2 separate regions of the Homo sapiens genome follow, and region 2 is linked to region 1. Evidence: read pairs that join two places in POLR2A ChIA-PET (ENCODE). Cell type or tissue: Panc1. All regions are shown on one strand. Links, peaks and the distances in the headings refer to the core of each region. The heading gives the core; the rest is flanking DNA.

Region 1 (5,387 bases), core at 225-5,224:
TGTATTTTTAGTAGAGGTGAGGTTTCACCATGTTGACCAGGCTGGTCTGGAACTCCTCACCTCAAGTGATCCACCTGCCTCAGCCTCCCAAAGTGCTGGGATTATAGGCGAGAGCCACTGCACCTGGCTTAATTTTTGTATTTTTAGTAGAGATGGGGTTTCACCATATTGGCTAGGTTGTTCTGGAACTCTTGACCTCAGACAATCCGCCCACCTCGGATTCCTAAAGTGCTGGGATTAGAGATGTGAGCTGTTGCGCCTGGCCCCCCAAAATGAGTTTATTTTAATCCTAGTAAGTTTAAACTATGTATTCAAAATTATTTAATAGCTGGGTATGGTGGCGGGCATCTGTAATCCTAGCTACTCGGGATCCGGGACAATCGCTTGAACCTGGGAGGCCGAGGTTGCGGTGAGCCGAAATCACGCCACTGCACTCCAGCCTGGGTGACAGAGCAAGACTCTGTCTCAAAAAAAAAAAAAAAAAAAACCAAAAACAAAACAAAACAAAAAAAATCATTTGAAAAAGTAAAGTTTAATAAATATAGTACTCTTTCTCTATAATTTTGCCGTGTGTTAGATAGGATTAGATTCAGCAGTGAGTGGTAGAAACCAAAAATAACAATGGCTTAAACAAGATAGAAGTTTCCTTTCTTTCATGTATCTCATAGACAGTCCTGAACCAGTATGCTACCTTCATGCTCATTAGGGGACCCAGCCTTCAACATGTAACTCTTTCCTTTTTGTCAGAGGTGGCTTCTCCACTTTCTCACATCAGTTCTGCATTCTCACCAGCAGGAAGGAGGAAAAGGCAAAAGCTGGGCACACTCCCTTCTTGTGAAGATACTTTCCAGAAATTGTACATATCGCTTCTGCTGTGTCCCTTCGATTATAACGGAATCACAAGGTCACACATAACTGCAAGAGAAGCTAGAAAGTATATTCTGTGCTGGAAATTACTATGTGCCTAGTCAAAAATCAGGGGTTCTCTTACTCTGGAGGAAGGGAAGAATCAGTATTGCACTACATCTGGCAGTTTGTGCCATAAATACCAGTAGAATGGCTAATGTAGTATTAACACATTTGATAATTTGACAGTATTATTGTAATCCTTCAGTATTATTTGTAAGAATAACCCCCCACCTCCAGTTCAGTATCCAGTATAGAATTTTCACTGAAATTTGTCTTGATCTAACGATGGCTTCAGATTTTTATTGCTGGGTAAATTTTCTAACAAGATGAACTGCCTTCTGATTTGAACATTCTGATCTTGGTAGCATAATCTGCCATGTGTACATATATATATTTTATGTGATTCATTATTGTAGGAATAATTACTGAAATTTCCTAAGTTGTTATACACTTAGGATTATACACATATGATTAAAGACCTTGTTGAGACTTAATTTTTAACATCTATAAACTGGAAAAATGTGCAGACATCTTGTTTCTATTAATATATTGAGAAAAGTTTTCATTAATATTAATATTTCTTAGGAAATCTAGCTTTATAAAACATCTACATGTTTCTTTCATATTTTGGTTGGAATGGTTTAGCACCTTTGTTTGCATAGCTTAGTGAGAATTTAGTCTTTGTGGAATCCTTAAACACTTTTGACGCTACAGAAACTTTAGTTGGCTGGGCACAGTGGCACATGCCTGTAATCCCAGCACTTTGTGGGGCTGAGGCAGGCAGATCACTTGAGCCCAAGAGTTTGAGACCAGCCTGGACAACATGGCAAAACCCAGTCTCTAAAAAAAAAAAACAAAAAACCAGGCATGGTGGTGTGCACCTGTAGTCTCAGCTACTCGCGATGCTGAGGGGGGAGAATTGATTTAGCTTGGGAGGTCAAGGCTGCATTGCACTTCAGTCTGGGCAACAGAGTGAGACTCTGTCTCAAAAAAACAGAAAACCAGACCAACCTTCCCCTTCAAAACTTTAGTAACTTGGGATTATATGTAGCCTTGGAATATTTATTCTGTGATGGTCGATAATGAACAGTGACTTCTTTTTTTTTATTTTTATTTTTGAGACAGAGTCTCACTCTGTCCCCAGGCTGGAGTGCAGTGGCACAATCTTGGCTCACTGCAACCTTCACCTCCCGGGTTCAAGCGATTCTCCTGCCTCAGCCTCCCGAGTAGCTGGGACCTTACAGGCATGTGCCACCATGCCCAGCTGATTTTTGTATTTTTAGTAGAGATGGGGTTCCACCATGTTGGCCAGGATGGTCTTGATCTCGTGATCCTCCCGCCTCGGCCTCTCAGAGTGCTGGGATTACAGGCGTTAAGTCATTGCACCTGGCCGAACAGTGACTTCTTTTCACAGCTCAGATAGTTTTATACAGTTTATCTTCCCATGTATTGAACGTCATATTTTGCCTCAGCATGTAAACTGTGCAATTGTGTAATTGTCATAAATAAATTTATTTTAAAATATAACTTATAAATTCTTTTTGTCAACTTAGTTCCAATGTCCTGAATGTGTTAAGAAGTTGCAGTGTCCAAGGACTTCTTAGAACCCATAGTTATTGCCTTTTCAGGAGGCATACCAGGGCCCTGGGCAGCTGGATGGAGAGGGAAGGATCTTACCTTTCGTACTTTTCTTACATAGCGTTTGTTGCAGGTAAACAAGACCTAATTCAAATGAATGCATACTAAAAGCCTGTTTTTTTTTAACTTTTAGATTCTTGCCCCTTTCTTTTTATTATATGCTTTAGTGAAATACAAGTTTAATTAATGTAGCAAAATAGGGCATACAAAATGACCAAGACAGAGATTGTGCCCATGATGATTTTCTCATTAATGGGAAAGATGAGACATGTACACAACTGAGTACTAGGTAGAAGAAAGTGCCTCAAAAGGTGTTGATACTGTGGTTTAAGAAAGAGAATCAGCTCTGGATGGGGGCATTAGGGAAGATTTGGTGTAGGAGTTGGTGTGTCACCTGTGTTTTGAAGGATTGGCAGGATTTGGACATGTGATAAGTAGCTAAGAGGATTTGAGGCAGGAAATTGCATGAAGCAAAGGCACAGAGCCTGGAAAACTTGGGAAATGGTGAGTACTTTTGCTGCTTCTATGATGGGGATTATTAAATTGTGTTTCAATTTTCTTTTTAAAAAAGATCTCTTTTAAAATGTTTTATAGCAGATGCAGGCAGGCGTAGTTTTTTCAACTCAGGTAATTTGTATTTGAAGCTGTAGCGGGTAGCTGTTCAGACCACATAGTAAGAGCATTTTGGAGAGGGAGTCCTTGGGACTGGTTTCTCAAAGAAGGAACAGACTGGTTTGGCCAGAACCATAGAGCACTGGAAAGATAGGTTGGGATCATAGCATAGGCTGATTTAACACCAGGGTTAAATGACTTTATTTGATAGCTTCATGTGTTCAAATGAAATACAAATTATAATTATAAAATTAATATATACTCATTGTAATCACTTTCACACAATTCAGTATTCCTCCAGACATTTTCTCTGCATATATAAGCATACTATAGATAGTATCTTGAATTTAAAAAAATTCCAAACATATTTTTCAATTCAATACTTATAACTCAGGTTTGTTTTTGAAAACAACTGCATAATCGGACGCTGTATGGATGTAAACTTCACTTTTCCCATTGATGGACAGTTAAATTGTCTCAGACTCTTTGGTTCGCATCCTCATATCTGTACTGTTGTACTATTGTACAAGTATGTGTATAGGATAAGCTCTTAAGTAGAGTTGCTGAATCAGTGGGTTATGTTTACTTTTTATTTTGAAAGCTGTAAATAAATTGCCCCCAAAGATATGCCTGTGTATGCACAGAATATTTTAGGGTTTTCATTTCCTTCTCACCATCCCTGGATATTATGAAATTTTATAATCTTTGTTAATCTGATAGGTGGAAATGTGTACAATGATATCTTTTCATTAAGAACATTTTTTTTTTGGCCAGGCGCGGTGGCTCACACCTGTAATCCCAGCACTTTGGGAGGCCAAGGTGGGCAGATCACCTGAGGTTGGGAGTTCAAGACCAGCCTGACCAACATGGAGAAACCCCATCTCTACTAAAATTACAAAATTAGCCTGACGTGGTGGCACATGCCTGTAATCCTAGCTACTCAGGAGGCTGAGGCAGGAGAATCACTTGAATCTGGGAGGTGGAGGTTCCGGTGATCCGAGACTGTGCCATTGCATTCCAGCCTGGGCAACAAGAGCAAAACTCCGTCTCAAAAAAAAAAAAAGAACAATTTTTTTTGAGACAGGGTCTTGTTTTGCCGTCCAGGTTGGAGTGCAGTGGCGCGATCAGGGCCGACTGCAGCCTCAACCTCCTGGGCTCAAGCGATCTTCCCATCTCAACCCCCTCCAGTAGCTGAGGCTACAGGAATGCACTACCACACCTGGCTAATTTGTGTATTTTTTGTAGAAACGGGGTTTTACCATGTTGCTCAGGCTGGTCTCGAACTCCTGGACTCAAGCACTCCACCTACCTCAGCCTCCCAAAGTGCTAGGATTACAGGCGTGAGCCACCATGCCTGGCCTTACAATTTTTTTGAGACTGAGTCTTGCTGTATCACCCAGGTGGAGTGCAGTGGCGCAATCTCGGCTCACTGCAACCTGCGGCTCCCAAATTCAAGTGGTTCTCCTGCCTCAGCCTCTCGAATAGCTGGGACTACAGGCGTGTGCCACCACACCCAGCTAATTTTTGTATTTTTAGTAGAGATGGGGTTTCACTGTGTTGGCCAAGCTGGTCTCAAACTCCTGACCTCAAGTGATCACACGCCTCGGCCTCCCAAAGTGCTGGGATTACAGGTCTGAGCCACCACTTCTGGCCCTTACAAAGTTTTTTTAGAGACGGAATCTCTCTTTCTCAGGCTGGAGTGTGGTGGCGCAATCATAGCTCACTGCAGCCTCTTAACTCTTGGGCTCAAGTGATCCTCCTGAGTAGCTGGGACTACAGGTGTGTACCACAGTGCCTGGCTCCTACAGTATCATTTGAATTTGCATTTCTTTGACCATGAATGAAGTTGATGATCTTTTCATATATCAGAATTTTAAGATATACTTTCGTGGTCTCTCAGTCATAGAGACAGGTGGTTTATGTTATATGGAATACTTCGTTCTGAGTGTCATTTATTTTTAAAACACATTTAAATAATAAAAGCTTCATTGAGATTGGTCACATGCTATAAAATTTACTCTTTAAAGACTGCAATTTCTGGATTTTAGTCATTTAATTTATGTATTTTTTTTTTTTTTGACGTAGAGTCTCACTCTGTAGCCCATGCTGGAGTGCAGTGGTGTGATCATGGCTCACTGCAGGGGTGTCCAATCTTTTGGCTTCCCTGGGCCACATTGGGAGAAGAAGAAATATCTTGGGCCACACATAAAATACACCAACACTGGCCA
Region 2 (5,387 bases), core at 187-5,186, 94 kb after region 1:
CCTGCTTTGGCTTTTCAACGTATCGCTCTATTGGAATTTAATAATTTGATCTGCACAGTCTGAGATCTCTAGTGAGTTTTGAAATAAAAATGAAAATGTCCTTAAACATATTTAAAGCATGTGCTATCTAAGAGGTCTTGCTCTCTGTCTGAAGTTGGTTTAGGGCTACATCCATGAGACGGCTGCACACTTCCAAAAACTAAAACCTCCAGGCCTGACCTTCGATTGATGACTAATGTCATAACAGTTTGCTGTGATGCCCCCGGGAGCCTAGTGGAAAGTTGTATTTTTTGTTTTCTGGAGTATATTTTTATAATGCTGATAATGTATTTCATGATATAATACTTTAAATACTTATTAGCAGTTTATCACTCCCTTTTTTTTTTTTTTTTTTTTTTTTTTTTTTGGAGACAGAGTCACACTCTGTCACCCAGGCTGGAGTGCAGTGGCTCGATCTGGGCTCACAGCAGCCTCCGCCTCCCAGGTTCAAGTGATTCTCCTGCCTCAGCCTCCCGAGTAGCTGGGATTATAGGCATGCGCCACCATGCCCAGCTAATTTTTGTAATTTTAATGGAGATGGGGTGTTGCCATGTTGGTCAGGCTGGTTTTGAACTCCTGGCCTTAAGTGATCCACCCGCCTTGGCCTCCCAAAGTGCTGGGATTACAGCACTTTGCTACTGTAATCCCAGTAGTTTACAGGTGTAAGCTACTCCGCCTGGCCTATCACTCTTAAATATGTTTGGGACTATGGCCAGGCACGGTGGCTCACGCCTGTAATCCCAGCACTTTGGGAGGCTGAGGCAGGCGGATCAAGAGGTCAGGAGATTGAGACCGTCCTGGCTAACACGGTGAAACCCCGTCTCTACTAAAAATACAAAAAATTAGCCGGGCGTGGTGGGCACCTGTAGTCCCAGCTACTAGGGAGGCTGAGGCAGGAGAATGGCATCAACCTGGGAGGCGGAGCTTGCAATGAGCCGAGATCATGCTACTGCACATCAGCCTGGGTGACACAGCGAGACTCCGTCTCAAAAAACAAACAAACAAACAAATATCTATGTTTGGGACTATGTTGGAAAGTAAAACATGAAGGAAGGTTGTAACTAATGCCCAACCTTAATGTTGTACCTATGTTATTTCACTTTAAAGTGTGCTATTCAGAGTTTTACTAAAGGCCAGTCTGTCTTGGGCTTTTTGTTTTCTTTTTATAATCTGATGTTATTTCTAGTTATTTTTCAAGAGTATATTACGTAGACTGCAACAGTATATTCAAGAGTATATTACGTAGATTGCAACAGTCCCCCCAGGACTTAGGGGGAAGAACATTTTGATTTGGTTTGGGATTGAGAGTGTCTGTGGAATGCCATTATGGTGGAACCCATAGGGCATTTGCATATGTGGGCCTCTTGCTAAGAAGCAAGCTCAGCTGGAAAAATCAAATTTTGGAATCACAAACACAGAAACAGCTTGAGAGTGGATCTTTTCACTGATGTGAGATGGCCGAATGTGATAAAAGGAGGCTTGACAGGGACTACTTGTATTTAGGAGGAGTCATGGAAAGAAAGAGAGAATCGCCAGAAAGGTAGGAGATCCAAGAGAGTGCCTAATCCAAAACCAAACCAACAAAAACCAGAATAAGAGTATGGGAACAGGACCAGGACCCACTGCTGGTAAGAGTATAAGTTGTACAGCTTTTGGATGGCTGTTTGACTCTCTCTGAAAGAGTGTATATTCATTGAACTAGGGATTCCTTCAGTGTAGAAATACATGTATGCACAAAGAAGTTTGTTGTAGCACTGTTTATAAGAGTAAAAAATGTGAAAAAGACTCAATAAGGGGCTTGTTATATAATAATTATGGGACTCCCACACTGTTCAGTTCTTTGCAGTAATAAACAAGAATGGGATGTTAATGGTCTTCTGTAAAGTGAGAGAAGTGACTTGCTGTATAACATAAATAGTGGGATTTCATCTTTGTGACAAAAAATCAACAAGTGAACCCTCAGACAAATGAATACATATGTTTTTATGTATATGTGCATGCTTTTGTACCTATGTTCTAGAGAAGAGCCTGGTAAACCTTCAGCCTGTTAAGTGGAATTGCTTGGATTTTCCGTAGGACCATATACTCTAAAAAAAATCTACAAGGGAGCTGGGTGCCGTGGCTCACCCGTAATCTTAGCACTTTGGGAGGCCGAGGTGGGTGGATTGCTTGAGCTCAGGAGTTCATGACCAACGTGGGCAACATACTGAGACCCTGTCTCAATATAAGAAAAAAAAAAATTAAAAAATCTAAAAGAGCTTCAAGAATTTTATATTTTTCTTTTTTCTTTTAAAAACTCTAGAGTTGCCGGGCACGGTGGCTCACGCCTGTAATCCCAGCACTTTGGGAAGCCAAGGCGGGCAGATCATGAGGTCAGGAGATCGAGACCATCCTGGCTAACACGGTGAAACGCCGTCTCTACTAAAAAAATACAAAAAAAATAAATTAGCTGGGTGTGGTGGCGGGCACCTGTAGTTCCAGCTACTCGGGAGGCTGAGGCAGAAGAATGGCGTGAACCCAGGAGATGGAGCTTGCAGTGAGCCGAGATTGCACCACTGCACTCCAACCTGGGCGACAGAGTGAGACTCTGTCTCAAAAAAAAAAAAAAAAAAAAAAAAACTCCAGAGTTTTTGTTGTCTAGTGACATTTTGGTGAGTTGGAAAAGCAAAAGAAGTAGATAGTTTGCTTAAAATTGTAACTCCATGTATTAGTATATTTTCATGCTGCTGATAAAGACATACCAGAGACTGGGAAGAAAAGAGGTTTAGTGGACTCACAGTTCCACGTGGCTGGGGAGGCGGAAGGCAAAGAAGAGCAAGTCACATCTTCTATGGATGACAGCAGGCAAAGAGATGGAGAGGTTGTGCAGGGAGACTCCCATTTTTAAAACCGTCAGATTGGCCGGGTTCAGTGGTTCATGCCTGTAATTCCAGCACTTTCGGAGACTGAGGTGGGTGGATTCAGTGAGGTCAGGAGTTCCAGACCAGCTGGCCAACATGGTGAAACCCTATCTCTACTAAAAATAGAAAATTAACTGGGTGTGGTGGCACACACCTGTAGTCCCCAGCTACTTGGGAGGCTGAGACAGGAGCATTGCTTGAACCTGGGAGGTGGAGGTTGTGGTGAGCAGAGGTTGCGGTGAGCTGAGATCATGCCACTGCACTCCAGCCTGGGGGTCAGAGTGAGACTCCGCCTCAAAACAAAAACAAAAACAAAAACAAAAAAGCAACCATCAGATGTTGTGAGACTTATCCACTATGACGAAAACAGCATGGGAAAGACCTGCCCCCATGATTCAGTTATCTCCAACCGGGTCCTTCCCACAACATGTGGGAATTATGGGAGCTACAAGATGAGATTTGGATGCGGACAAAGAGCCAAACCATATCCCTCCGTATTCTGTATAGGACAGTAGTTTCCTCTTACCCTTGGGAATGTGTTCCAAGGCCCCCGTGGGTTCCTGAAACTGGATAATACTGAACCCTGTTTTTACTATTTTCCTACACATACCTACCTATGATAAAATTTGATTTATAAGGGAAATTAAATTATCAATAATAAGAACAATTATAACAATACATTGTAATGAAAATTATATGAATGTGGCCTCTCAAAGTATCTTACTGTACCTTAGTCACCTATTTTTGAACTGTAGTTGACTCAGGGTAACTGAAGCCTTGGAAAGCGAAACTGTGGATAAAAGTGGAGTACTGTGTTACAAATCAAATCCTCTCCACCCTAGCATCCTATGCGGACATAGCTAACTGGTACTAATACAATCCTGGATTCAGTCACTGTTTGCTGGATGACGTTGGGGTGTACTTTTGACATTTTGACATGGGTGAGCTAAATTACTTGGTCTGAATGGTTGTACTGGATAATGCTATAGGAAAGAATGTTGATTGTCTCAGGTAACTTGATAGTTAGAATTTTGACACTTATTAGTGTTATTAAATGAGTGCTACTGTTTAAACTTTCATGTAAAAATGCAGTTTCCTTGCTGCCTCGGTGGTCTTGGAAAGTGGCCCAAAGTTGCCATCTTCAGAAGATATGGTTATGATTCTTCCTTTGCTGTGACAGAGCGGAGTGGTGGAGAGAGTCCATGCAGGGTGGTTGCTCCAGGTTAAGGGTCTGGAATAATGTGGGTCCTGTTCAGCTATTGCTAAGGTTCCCCTTCACATTTCCCCTGTGTGATGTTTCTGGTCATAGCTTTAATGTTAGTTTAACTAGACTTTCGATTTAATTATAACTGTTAGGATAAAGTCAGATGTCAGCTCACTTGGCTGCATGCTGAGGCCTGTAGAATATAGAGTGCTTTGCTTCCAGCCACATCTGTTGTCTCCTCTCATTATCTGTTAATGGTACTCAACTTGACAGGGTTGTTTTGATAAATGACGGGTGTTATGGAAACGGAGAGCTGGAATTTGTGTGGAATGGAGCTTAGGACAAAAAGAAGCAATGGTGCAGACCAGGCCAGGGAGATAACATGGGAACCAAGGAATCCCTTGTGGAATGCTGACAGTCATAATGAGTATTAATTTGGGAGGGATGTGGTATATCTAATATTTTTCATTTATCTTACATAATTATTCTTCCTATTACTTTTTCATGTGGTCATGTGCAAAACACCTGAAAAATTATAGTTTTTGTTGTAATAACTTTGATTTTTCCTCTTCACAAAGTAATTTACAAACTCATACTAATGAGGGTTAAAACAAATGTTTCACTTTGAGGAGTACACCCACCATTGAGTTCCTAGGTGGAAAGAGCTCTTTCGAAGGCTTCCATGTCAGGTCTGTTACTTAGAGAAAAAAACCTGAAAATAAAGTAAGTTCAGTGTAAAAGGGAGGTAAGAATGAACTCCCCTCATTCACAGCAGAATTTGGTAGTGCTTTTGCATTCTGAGAAGCTTTGAAGACAAACTAGTGTACAAAGTACTTTCTAAGTTTTATATTCTGTTTATATTGCTCTGTGTGTATACAAGATTTAGTCCTCTGTCCAGTTTACCTGTGGCTGTTTGCATATCCCTTAAGGGCTGGGTAATAGGAAGAACTTGGCTTGAATAAACTAGCGATGGCTTCTATACTTCATTAACTCTTAAAAAGTGTAGCTTGGAAATAGGACACTAGTTAGGATCTCTGTGTTTTTGAGTAACCCCAGGCACAATTATTTTATATCTTCATAAAATGGGGATAAAAATCCTCCTTTTTACTAGACTTTTTATTTTTCTAAATTTTTTTTTAGAGACTGAGTCTTGTTATGTTGCTGGACTCAAACTCCTAGGCTCAAAGGATCCTCCTGTCTCAGCCTCCTGAGCGGCTGGGACTACAGGCGTGAACCACCACTCT

Evidence for each region. ChIA-PET counts read pairs that join two places held together with the same protein. Peaks named below come from ENCODE experiments on the same cell type or tissue, not always from the same donor. Only the 100,000 strongest peaks of a DNase experiment are listed, where the experiment ranks them.
Region 2: POLR2A ChIA-PET joins it to region 1 with 5 read pairs; 13 of 35 experiments call an interaction of 5 or more read pairs at or near these places.

Annotation. Positions count from the first base shown.
Region 1 is chr1:8,800,109-8,805,495 of GRCh38, reverse strand. All of the region lies in intron 1 of RERE (arginine-glutamic acid dipeptide repeats), which reads left to right. Among named protein-coding and RNA genes, the nearest start is that of RERE, 15 kb to the left of the region's middle. In Panc1, for the core only: no CTCF peak of the experiment used is centred there; no DNase peak of the experiment used is centred there.
Region 2 is chr1:8,706,177-8,711,563 of GRCh38, reverse strand. The region is part of intron 1 of RERE (arginine-glutamic acid dipeptide repeats); the gene reads left to right. Among named protein-coding and RNA genes, the nearest start is that of RERE, 110 kb to the left of the region's middle. RefSeq lists an enhancer at 741-1,241. In Panc1, for the core only: no CTCF peak of the experiment used is centred there; no DNase peak of the experiment used is centred there; H3K27ac peaks cover 3,144 bases.